Linked DNA regions of Homo sapiens: regions 2 and 3 are each linked to region 1. Evidence: chromatin contacts called from ENCODE Hi-C or POLR2A ChIA-PET data. All regions are on one chromosome and are shown on one strand. The core of a region is the stretch at or near the end of the contact, and the rest is flanking DNA. Distances in the headings are between cores, read along the strand shown.

The links. A loop is a pair of places that touch in the nucleus more often than their neighbours do. ChIA-PET counts read pairs that join two places held with the same protein, here RNA polymerase II (POLR2A). Pooled maps may share reads with other maps.
Region 2: a pooled map shows a loop between it and region 1 (1.8-fold over the local background). The contact joins two enhancer-like sites. A Hi-C loop is called at or near these places in 1 of 50 pooled maps. POLR2A ChIA-PET finds 5 or more read pairs at or near these places in 3 of 52 experiments (HEK293, T-cell and activated T-cell).
Region 3: a loop to region 1 is called in a map of ovary, with 2.3 times the contacts of the local background. The contact joins the promoter of FGFR2 here to the enhancer-like site in region 1. A Hi-C loop is called at or near these places in 2 of 168 maps with a recorded cell type or tissue (ovary and sigmoid colon) and 4 of 50 pooled maps. POLR2A ChIA-PET finds 5 or more read pairs at or near these places in 3 of 52 experiments (Caco-2, T-cell and activated naive CD4-positive, alpha-beta T cell).

What each region holds. Positions count from the first base shown.
Region 1 is chr10:121,488,922-121,492,609 of GRCh38, forward strand. All of the region lies in intron 13 of FGFR2 (fibroblast growth factor receptor 2), which reads right to left. Among named protein-coding and RNA genes, the nearest start is that of FGFR2, 110 kb to the right of the region's middle. Within about 2 kb of position 2,075, at least 3 of the 41 ENCODE cell types and tissues checked have a DNase peak (open chromatin) inside an H3K27ac peak, as active enhancers do.
Region 2 is chr10:121,578,174-121,581,918 of GRCh38, forward strand. All of the region lies in intron 2 of FGFR2 (fibroblast growth factor receptor 2), which reads right to left. Among named protein-coding and RNA genes, the nearest start is that of FGFR2, 18 kb to the right of the region's middle. RefSeq lists silencers at 1,442-1,736, 2,042-2,336 and enhancers at 2,062-2,841, 2,842-3,620. Within about 2 kb of position 1,643, at least 4 of the 41 ENCODE cell types and tissues checked have a DNase peak (open chromatin) inside an H3K27ac peak, as active enhancers do.
Region 3 is chr10:121,597,122-121,600,669 of GRCh38, forward strand. FGFR2 (fibroblast growth factor receptor 2) reads right to left here and starts at 1,323. Exons shown (of 18, transcript NM_000141.5): 1 at 841-1,323. RefSeq lists an enhancer at 1-529.

The DNA of each region.
Region 1 (3,688 bases), core at 825-3,324:
CTTGCCTCTCCTGAAGCTTATGAAGAACCTCTGAATTGTTAGACGCAAATGACGTCCTCCAACTCCTCAGTTGTTCCTCCTCTGTGGCTTCAGATGCTATTGATTTCTTGCTTGTTTTTTAAAATGGTCCCTCTGTTTAGGTTTTCTTGTTTTTGTTTTTTTTGTTTTAACATGGAGTCTTGTCCTTGTCGCCCAGGCTGGAGTGCAATGGTGCGATCTTGGCTCACCGCAACCTCCGCCTCCTGGGTTCAAGCGATTCTCCTGCCTCAGCCTCCCGAGTAGCTGAGACTACAGGTGCCTGCCACCACACCCGGCTAATATTTTGTATTTTTAGTAGAGACGGGGTTTCACCATGTCGGTCAGGCTGGTCTCGAACTCCTGACCTCAGGTGAGCCATCCGCCTCGGCCTCCCAAAGTGCTAGGATTACAGGTGTAAGCCACCACACCCAGCCCCTCTGTTTAGTTTTATCCCGTCCCCTTCCCTCAGCTGCCTCTCTGTCTCTCCCTGCCCTCTTAGAATCTCTGGCTGGCTCTTCTCTTTTTCTGTCCCTTCAAATAGAGGAATTGTTCCATTAAGTTTATGTATTTCCATATATCCTCAAGGCATTAATTCTAAACACATACAAAATATGCGCAAGTTCGTATCTCCATCATGACCTCCCTCCTGAGACCCATGTTCTCATTTTCAACTGTCTATGGGACACTTCCCCACTGACATTCCCTTGACGTCTCAAATTCAAGGTTTCAACTCCTCCAATGCTTTGTCTCTCTTAATCGGAGAGCTATACACCGGTATTCTTTACACATTCCTCCCAAGTCCTGTTGATTTCAACTCCAAAATGCCTTCCCATGTGTCCACACCATGCCTTTCCCACTGCTAATGCCTTAGTCCAGGCCATCTTCACTGTCTGCCCCTCCCCCTGAGACTTCCACACTGCCCGTCTAGCGGGTCTCTACGCTTCCAAACTTAGCCCTGTTGTACCTCCTCCATGTCCCATGACTAAGGTTCCTGAAATGACTAGTCATGTCCTTTCTTGGTCTCTACCATGGCCAATGCCCGTCTATCCACGTTCTCAGTCCAGTTTCTCCTAACACCTGGCCTCAGCCTGAATGTGCCACATACACTGATTCTAAACACTGAAATATTAAATACTTGCTGCAGAACAGCTAATTTATTGTCTTGACACTAACTCTTGGGTCTCAGAAAGATCTAGCTATTACGACTTTTCCTTCTTTTTTTTTTTTTTTTTTTTTTTTTTGAGACGGAGTTTCACTCTTGTTTCCCAGGCTAGAGTGCAGTGGCACGATCTTGGCTCAATGCAACCTCTGCCTCCCAGGTTCAAGTGATTCTCCTGCCCTCAGCCTCCCAAGTAGCTGGGATTGCAGGTGCCCACCACCACATCAGGCTAATTTTGTATTTTTGGTAGAGATAGGGTTTCACCATGTTGGTCAGGCTGGTCTCAAACTCCTGACCTCAAGTGATCCACCCGCCTCGGCCTCCCAAAGTACTGGGATTATAGGCGTGAGCCACCACGCCCGGCCTATGATTTTTCCTTTCTACAAATGATACGCTACTGTGAGCTGCTGCATTTTTGTTACACTTTCATATAGCAAGATTTCCACAAGATACAAGGTAATTAGGGTCTCCAATCATCACCTTCTATTTTGGGAAGAGATAAGACACAAAGAAGCAAATATCACCACCGAAGCCTTTTACACTGGTTATTGGCAAAGGTTAACTATCATACGAAGCAGAAAGTCTTATCAGTCCATTCAACAAGGCTGAAATGGGGGCGATCTTAGGCACTCCACGAAATGGACAATTAAAAAAGGGGCAAGCTACGTGATCCCTGAAATATAAATAAGGAATTATTTGATTCCACCCCGACCCCTAGCTATTCCTTGTGTTCACACACTTCTGGGCCTCCCGGGTAGCCTAAGCCCAGAAGCGGGAAAGCAAGAAAGCCACGCAAGCTTGCAATCCCTGGCCAGGTTGGAAGCAGGAAACATGAGAGCTCACAGAAGCTGCCTGGAGATTCGTCTGGGGCTGCAGCCCTGTTCCCAGTTTTGGAGGCCTGTTCAAATTGAACTTCCAAGCCCCGGGCCAAACTCTCCCGGTGGTGTGCTCCTGCCGACACGCGCTCTGTGTGTCTGGCAAGCTGTGTGGTCAGAAGAATGTGCTTCCCACGCACTGGGCTCCAACTATGCATTAGGGCTCAGCTTGCACAGAGACACTGCTGACGGCTCCCTCCACCATCTTCTCAGCGAAAGCCAGAGTCTAGCGTGGCCATCCCTCATCCCAGGGGCTAGGAAACATCAAACCCCAGCCTCTGGGTTGAATAAGAGGAGACTTGGAACCCACACCCGAGAAAAAGAAAGTAATCAAAGGCAAGCCAAATCCCCGTCATCCACAGGAATGTCAGCCGTTCTCCAGCACAGGGAGCTGACCATTTTATACAATTAGGGCCCTGGGACAGTTTGGTGTTCCATAGGTGAAGGTCAGTGGGTCACTAAGGGAAGGAAGACCAACATCCCTATGATGTAGACAGTATGCCCTGTGCCCAGTATGGCTGATGACATCGAATTCCTGCGGCAACCTATGACATGGATAGTGTTATACCCATTTTACAGGTGGGGAAGCTGGGGCTTCACTAAAAAAACTGCTCAGGCTGAGCGTGGTGGCTCACACCTGTTATCCCAGCACTTTGGGAGGCCAAGGCAGGCGGATCCCGAGGTCAGGAGATGGAGACCACCCTGGCTAACACAGCGAAACCCCATCTCTACTAAAAACACAAAAAATTAGCCGGGCGTGGTGGCAAGCGCCTGTAGTCCCAGCTACTTGGGAGGCTGAGGCAGGAGAATCGCTAGAACCTGGGAGGCAGAGGCTGCAGTGAGCCGAGATAGCGCCACTGAACTCCAGCCTCGGCAAAAGAGCTAGACTCTGTCTCAACCAAAAAAAAAAAAAAACTGCTCAGGGCCAGGCGCAGTGGCTCATGCCTGTAATCCCAGCACTTTGGGAGGCTGAGGTGGGCAGATCACTTGAGGTCAGGAGTTCAAGACCAGCCTGGCCAACATGGTATGGTAAAACCCCGTCTCTACCAAAAAATAGCCAGGTGTGGTGGTACATGCCTGTAGTCCCAGCAACTCAGGAGGCTGAGGTGGGAGAATCACTTGAACCCAGGAGGCCAAGGCTGCAGTGAGCCAAGATCACGCCACTGCACTCCAGCCAGGTGACAGAGTGAGACCCTGTCTCAAAAACAAAAACGAAAAACAAACTGCTCAGGTTTAACACTTTGAGGGTTAACTGGGTTTGGGATTTGGTTAAAAAAGTAAAATTAGTGTGATTTGAGCTAAAAATAGTAAGGATTTTATAAATTGTGTAAGGCTCAAATACCCTATTACCTAATTGCATTGCTATATACACCATGGTGTTTTTTCACTTCTCTGTCTCCAATCCCCAACCCCTACCCCAACACTCACACACTCACGCACACACACACATGTACACACACAACTGAAAGCTGCTGGAGGCCAGGCACTGTGTGTTCATCTCAATCGGCCCAGCGCTGAGCACAGATGAACCCAGTACATCAGTAACGATGTAATCAACAGTTCTCTTTTGCCCCTTCCTTCAGGCAAGCAGGTCTCTCACAAGCCCATGGCTCCCCATTGTGAGGGGATGGGTGTG
Region 2 (3,745 bases), core at 393-2,892, 89 kb after region 1:
ATCTCTACTCTTTTAAAAAGGCACAGACCACTCCAAAGTCAGAGAGAATAAAACCCAAAGAACATCATGGCGCATTGAGGCTTGGTTGCTCCAAGCCCCACATCCCTCTCTCTGACACTCTGGCTTACCTGTCCACATGGGCACTGTTCCCTCTACCTACAAGCCCACCCAGCTCTGCTGCCTGGCAGGCTCCTATTCAGCCCAGTTCCAACAGCTCCTCCGTGAAAATCCCGATTCCCATTAAGACACTGCACTGCTCCCATCTCGTCCTGTTCAGCCTCTAGGACATGCACAGCCAAAGACAGTCTGCGTCCCCAGCCCACTCCACCCAAAAGGTGTACGGAGAGGGACTGGAGTAGGGATCAATGCAATGTTTCTCAGACTTTACTGTGCGTAAAACCACGTGGTCAGTTTAAGACAGCTTCCTTGCTCCCACTTCCAAAGATGCTGGGTCAGCTGGGCGCTGTGGCTTACGCCTGTAATCCCAGCACTTTGGGAGGCCAAGACAGGTGGGTCACTTGAGGCCAGGAGGTAGAGAACAGCCTGGCCAACACAGTGAAACCCTGTCTCTACTAAAAATGCAAAAATTAGCCAGGTCTGGTGGCAGGAGCCTATAATCCCAGCTACTCGGGAGGCTGAGGCAAGAGAATCACTTGAACTTCGGAGGCAGAGGTTGCAGTGAGCCAAGATTGTGCCATTGCACTCCAGCCTGGACAACAAGAGCAAAAGTCTGTCTCAAAAGGAAAAAACAAAAAAAGATTCTGGGTCAGTAGGCCTGCAGGTGCGGGCTGACATTCTTTATTTCCCACAGGTGAGGCCTGATGCTGCTGGTCCAAGACCCACACTACAAGAAGTTCAGCTCCAGTGTCCAAGGATGAGACTTTGAGACCCGCCTCTGCCAGTAGTGAACGTGTCAGCTTGGACAGCCTCACACCGCTGAGCCTCAGAGTCATGCTTTAGAGAAGAGAAAAACATCTCCAGTGCTGCCTGCTGCAGGGCAAGGTCACCACAAGGACACAATCAAAGGCTGCCTAGGAAGGCCTCTGTATATTTAAAGTGAGGGGCACGTCTGAGAGCAAGCACTCCTCATCCTGGCGGGCGGTTGGAGGTAGTGGGGGGTCCCCATCCTGCAACTCAGCCCTGGCCAGGAGGGCAGTCCTGGGTTCCTGTTTACGGGGCGTAACTGGCCTGCAGATTGCTTTTTCCAACCATGTGAGAGCCTCTATTCGCATTCCTCTGACTTCAAAACAGGTTTTCTTTCAAGTGAACAAATAGGTCTCATCACATATAAGTTACCTAAATGAGGATTCCTGGAATGTTCCCAGAGACTAAACATCTGAAGATTTTGTGAGATTCATCATTATCAACACCCATGTATGATGCCTGTTTAATTTACAAAGAGGCCTGTGGCTTCTTAAAATACCTTCTACTATTCATCCATCCAACACATTTGAGAGTAGCTGATATTTGCATGTGGGGCACAGTAACACACCACAGAATTCCCTTGAGATGAGAACCCCAGCAGGGCTCAGGAGCCGGATAACTTACCCTAGCCCCACAGCATGCCGAGAATAACCCTGCAAACACCAAACCATGGGCAAGAGTCCCCACAGCTGTGCCTCACGCAGTCCACAGAGCTAAGGGCCTGCGTTACTGCGAGTTGGGGCGGCTGGCCTGCATTCCAGAGAGCATACCCTAAAGCCTGACTCATTCCAGAAGCAGGTTTTCAGGGACAGTCACCTTGCCACACTTACTGTTACCTGTGGCTCCTAGAAGCTGCTGCTGGGACAAGCTCACCTCCCTGATATTGATGTAAACATTCAATAAATGGTGCATACTCCAGCGGATACGTTTGCCCTGTATGGCCCTGAAAGGTCAGATAGATGTCCAGATCCCGTTTGACATTTTCCCCCAAGCCCATAGAGCAGGCCCTCCCACACTGCGCACTTTCTGAATAAAGAAATACTTTTAAAGTGGCCAAGGCTACAAAAGAAAAGGGAAGGTTAAGAGTTATTCCAGGAGGGCAAGGCTGCCTCCTGCTTTCTCAACTCAGGACCTTCTGGGGGTACTGTTTGGCAAGTTGATTTAAAGGGCTCGGCCTTTCTTCTCTCAGCAGGATCTCGGTTCCAACACTCCTTCAGAGTCTGCAGATGTGTCCCCGCCTGATCCCCTCAGCAGCATCCCAGCCATTTGCAAATGAAGCAGCAGCAGCTGGAGACTGGGAAACAGATGGTCTTCCTCATTTGAATGGGTTTGAACGGTCTGCTTGAGGCTCACCAAGTTCAGGCCTGGCCAGCATCTCGAAACCCGTGCAGACGCCTGAAGGCACAGAGTTGTGGCCTGGGGAGCCGGCAGCAATCAGCTGAATGGGAATGACCTGGAGGAAAGGTTCCCCACACTGCCTTCGGGTGGGCGGGACACGGTCCCAGCTGGTTTTGCACCGCAGGACCCAAGGAAGGCAGGTCGGAGCCACAGGGATCACTTTTCTCCTGTGTTTTGCAGAGGAAAGAAAAACTCTCCCTCAGGGGATCCTGAGCCAGAGGACTGAAACCCACATTAATTCAGGACATTCCACGTTAAGAGCCGGCGCCATCACAGTTAACCTTTCTTCCCTGCTCCAAACCGCATATTTGCATAGAGGTAAAAGCTTCAAGAAAACAAACAAACTTTGAAGAGTCACTACCTCTCACAATCCTCCAAAGCAGCATTCAGAGGGAAGCTTTAGATCTCAGAAGGGCTGTGCGCCGGCTCCCACGAATGTAGGCTTTCTGGGACAGGGCATCCCCCAGGCGAGGCACCTGGGAGGAGGCAGAATCCCATCCTGCCCACACCTGGCCTGACTCCCCTGGCCGCCCTCCGGCCATCTCTCTGCCTCCACATTGACCTGGCAAGAAACTCTGCCAATTAGAGGTAGTAACAGAAAAGAGATAGGAAGCAGGCTGAAATGACCCACTCAAATACGGCCTGGAGGCCGCCGGGATGCCCTTGACCGGCCTCCTCACTCGCCACACCTTCAAGGGCAAGCACCTCACAGGAGGGGAGAAGAGGGGCCTCTGAGCCCAGCTGCACGCATTCACTCAACGGCCTCTGCTCCACCTCCATCAACATCAACAGGTGAAGCCAGCAAGGGACAGCAGAGAGGCTAGGCCCTGGAAAATCACCTCACTGGACAAGGGTCAACCTAGCAGGCAAGGTGGCTGGTACTGATGAGGGTCAACCTTGCAATGCAGGTGGGTTTGCTGGGGAATCCAGGTGGGTGCCACCTCCTTAAGGGGAAGACCAGCCTCAGGTGTGGTGGCTAACACCTGTGATCCCAGCACTCTGGGAGGCCAAGGTGGGAGGATCGCTTGAGCCCAGGAGTTTGAGACCAGGCTGGGCAACAAGTGAGAACCCATCTCTACCAAAAAAAAAAAAAAAGAAAAAAAGAAAGAAAAAAGAAAAATCAGCCTGCGCCTATAGTCGCAGCTACTCAGAAGGCTAAGGTGGGAAGACCGCTTGAGCCCAGGAGGTCCAGGATGCAATGAGCTGTGATTGCACCACTGCACTCCAGCCTGGGTGACACAGTGAACAGAGAGAGACCCTGCATTTAAAAAAAAAAAAAAAAAAAAAAAAAGCAGCAGCAGCAGCAGCTTCATAGTCCCAGTCCCTGGGAACTCCTAAACATGGGGCACATGCCTCCGGCCCATGCTTTTCCTTCACAGAATCTTCACCTTTGACTGGACCTAGCCCTTCATTTTTTATTTTT
Region 3 (3,548 bases), core at 73-2,572, 110 kb after region 1:
GTGCGAGGAGAGCGACGGAGGCTGGTGGTCCCCGAGCGGGCCTCCTGCGCCAGGTCCGTGGTCCGCGAGGGTCGGAGCCAGCGCCACGCAGGGCCCTCGGCTTTTTTCCCCAGCGCGGCCCCGTGGCCGAAAAAAATGAGCGCGCAAGTTAGAACTCGCCTGCGCTTTCGACATCTCCCAGCCGCTGCGGCAGAGCAGGCAGGCGAACTAGAAAAAGTCGGTCCAGTTCGCCCCCTAGCCCCAGGCGCACTGCGCTCCCTCCAGCGCCGACGGCGGCTGCGGGCGAGGGGCGCCCAGGCACCGGAGCCGTCGCCTCCCCAGCAGTGCCACCCCTGGCCATCGCCACCCCTACGGGATGTCACCGGCCCCACCCCAGCGGCCCCCTCCCGAAAAAGGGGTCTCCGCAGGGCCTGGATGGTACGGAAGTTCCCAGGACACACGGATGGGGCACCTCGGAGATGACCCCGGGAACCGGCCTGCGGGGCTGTGCCACGGGCAGGCGAACCTTCCGCCCGTCTGCTCTGGGGTCGGAGAAACGCGCCCAGTCAGCGGGAATGCGCCCGCCAGGGTTTGACAGGGAGGGGGGCGTCAACGCCAGAAGCAGATGTCAGCATCTGGATGGGGGTAGCAGAGGCAGAACTTCCAGAACGCCGGCCGTCAGCACGCACCCACCTCCCCCATCACCTATGCAGCCACAGAGGGAGGACACGGAGCGTCCTCCACAATGCTAGTCCTTCCGCGCCCCCCGCCCGGAGGACGGTGCACCCGGCGTCCCGGGCTCCCGTGGCGCCCACGTCCCCGGCTGGCGAAGCTCCCCGAGGCGTCTTGCGCGGCGATTACCTTGAATGGCAACGCTCCTCCGCGACCTGTGTTGTCCCCGCGCCCCGCGTGGGTCGGGATGGAGAAAGCGACGAGCCCGGGGTTGCGGGGAGCAACTCCAAACGCAGAAGAGTGGTCCTTGGGTCTTCGCCGGCGCCAAGCCTCCCGGGCTTCACGCGTACCCCAGGCTGCGGAGGAGCGCGGGCATGACGCCCGCGGGCTGCCCTCGGATTTGGGGAACGAGAGGAAGAAAGGACTCAGGCTTGGCGTTGCCTCCACCAAACTTTGCTCGCGAGTTGCGAAGGCTCAGAGCGCGCAGGCAAGCTGCGGCCTCGGGGCCCCCGGGGCTCGCGGCCGGCCCCCGCCAGCCCGGAGAGCAGTCGCCGCGCCGGGCCAGGTACGCCGCATGCAGCCCCGCGGCGCCCGAGCTTTGTGGCGGCCGCGCGCGCTCCCTCGCCCGCTCCGCACCCGCCGCCCGCCCGCTCGGCTCTCCACCGCGCTCTCCTCCAGCCGCCGCCCGCGCCGCCGCCGCCGCCCCCGCCTCCTCGCGGCGGGTCACGCCCCCACTGAAACCCGAGCCGTTTCCTGGACGGCGGCGCCCTCTCTGCCAATCAGCGCCGCGCGCCCGGGCCGCCCCGAGTCCCGCGCGGCTCCCGACGCCTCCGAGCAGCCGGAGACACCGGCCCGGGAGGCGAGGGCTCGGCCGCGATGCGGCCGTAGGGATGCAGCGACAGCCTCCGAATAAGGCCTGGTCCCGCGCCCCGCGCCACCTCCTCCCTCCTCCCCGGGCGAGCGAGGCTGGCCAACGGCTCGCTGAGCGACTGCGTTACGTTGTTTTATGTCAAGTTAGAAAACAAATGACCGAAGGCTCTAACCCTGCCCTCCCGCTAAAGAGACTTTAAAATGCGCCTGCTTGATACTGCGGGGAGGGTTGCCAGGCAGCTGAAGCTTTTGGAGGAGAGGAAGCCACTTGGAAATGTTCGCAGGACATTGCATGTTTCTGTCCTTCTAAACAATAGAAATGAGAGGAAAAAACTGAATATTAATGGAGGCCCTACTATGGGAGGGTCACACTACATAGGTGATTCTATTTCATCTGCCCAACCACCCTGCAGAGTACTATTCCCAGTTTCTGATAAGGAAACAGGATCAGAGAGGTTAAGTAATTTGCCTAGGACCACACAGCTGGCTACTAGGACAGCCTGACTTTGAATGTGGCTCTCTCAGAAAAAGCCAAAATTGCATCAAAAAAAAAAAGTGTTTAATAATATATGTTTGGATTAATAAAAAGAAATTCAAAGGAGTCTAAAGACAACTCTACCATAAATAGACCTTGAACAAAGTAATTCCTCCCTCTGAATCTTAGATTAAAAATCATAAATGCAAAATCTGATTCTTCAACTGCACACCAAGCTGTAACTGGTTAAAGTTCCTATGTCCATTTACCTTTTCACTAAGCCGTGTCTTCGGAATAATTTATTTTAAATATGCTTTTTCTCCCTCCTTATTCATCCAGCTCCTGAGCAGCCGTGCTTAAGTTCAAGACCATATAGATTAAAACCTTAATTATTTTTCTTTAGAAAAGGTCACTAAACCCAGAAATGCTTTAGAATCCTTTTGAGGCCTGAAGATAGATGAAGCATTGAGAACAAACCTGACTTGGAAAACAGACTTTTCCTGGATTTAGAAACATATTTGCACCTGTGTCACTAACATTGCACCCTTCATAACATTTACAAAAATATTTTTCAAGGTGCTACATGATTAGAAAATCATTTTTATTCACAAATATAGCACAGAAAACGTTTATGCAAGTTATTTAAAAGCCACACAAGTAAGAAATCCATTTAACTGCCTCAGGCAAAAGGCTATAACATTGTATTTTGGAAATTTGATAGCAACAAAATAAAAACTGGTTCTTAAGCAAAATTATCCCTCTATATGCTTGGTGGGAGGGTATGTTTTTGGTCAAGTCCTCTAACCTGGATTAGCCCCAGAGCCTATACATTAACGGACACCTCAGCCCAGGTTGACACTTAGCCATTCACTCCCACACGGGTTGTTCTGATAGCAGTATGTTTTCAAGTTCTCAGAAAAGGGATGCAGCTGAACGTGTCTGCCTGCTCGCAGGTTGCCACTTACATCTTTATATTCCCCACCAATGGGAAACTCGAGTGTCTCAGGACAGTTCCTTTCCCATCCTACACCGCATCCATCAGCCATTGAAAATGCTGTTAACACATTCTCACATAAATTAATGGTGCAGGAAGCCGCTGTCCCTATCCCCCATTCATCAATAGCTTTATGCATGTTGAATGGAAAGGAAGCTTTCCGCTGAAAATGACAAATAAGAACACCTACTTTCATGTCCAGGCACAGTTTGCAGAATGTATTTTTTATAGAAATGAAAAGACACCAATCTATCAAAAGCTCCTTATTCCCTAAAGAGGGCTCATATATAAGGGACTGAAACCCACAAGACCACAACAGGAAACTCTTCAGTTTTGAGGAGGGGGGGGAAGTATGTTTAGAATTATTTTTAAAAAATCAATTATGTCCCCATATTTAGTCTTCAAGTGACCTCAGACCATCCAGGAAAACCTTCACACCACTGAGGCTTCTGAATGAGAAAATAATCTCTTTACAGTTTTTTCTTTTCTCTTCCCTCTTCAAGTGGCTGGAACCCCTTTCGTCAATGGCCTCCCATGAATGGTGTTGCTAATAAAGCC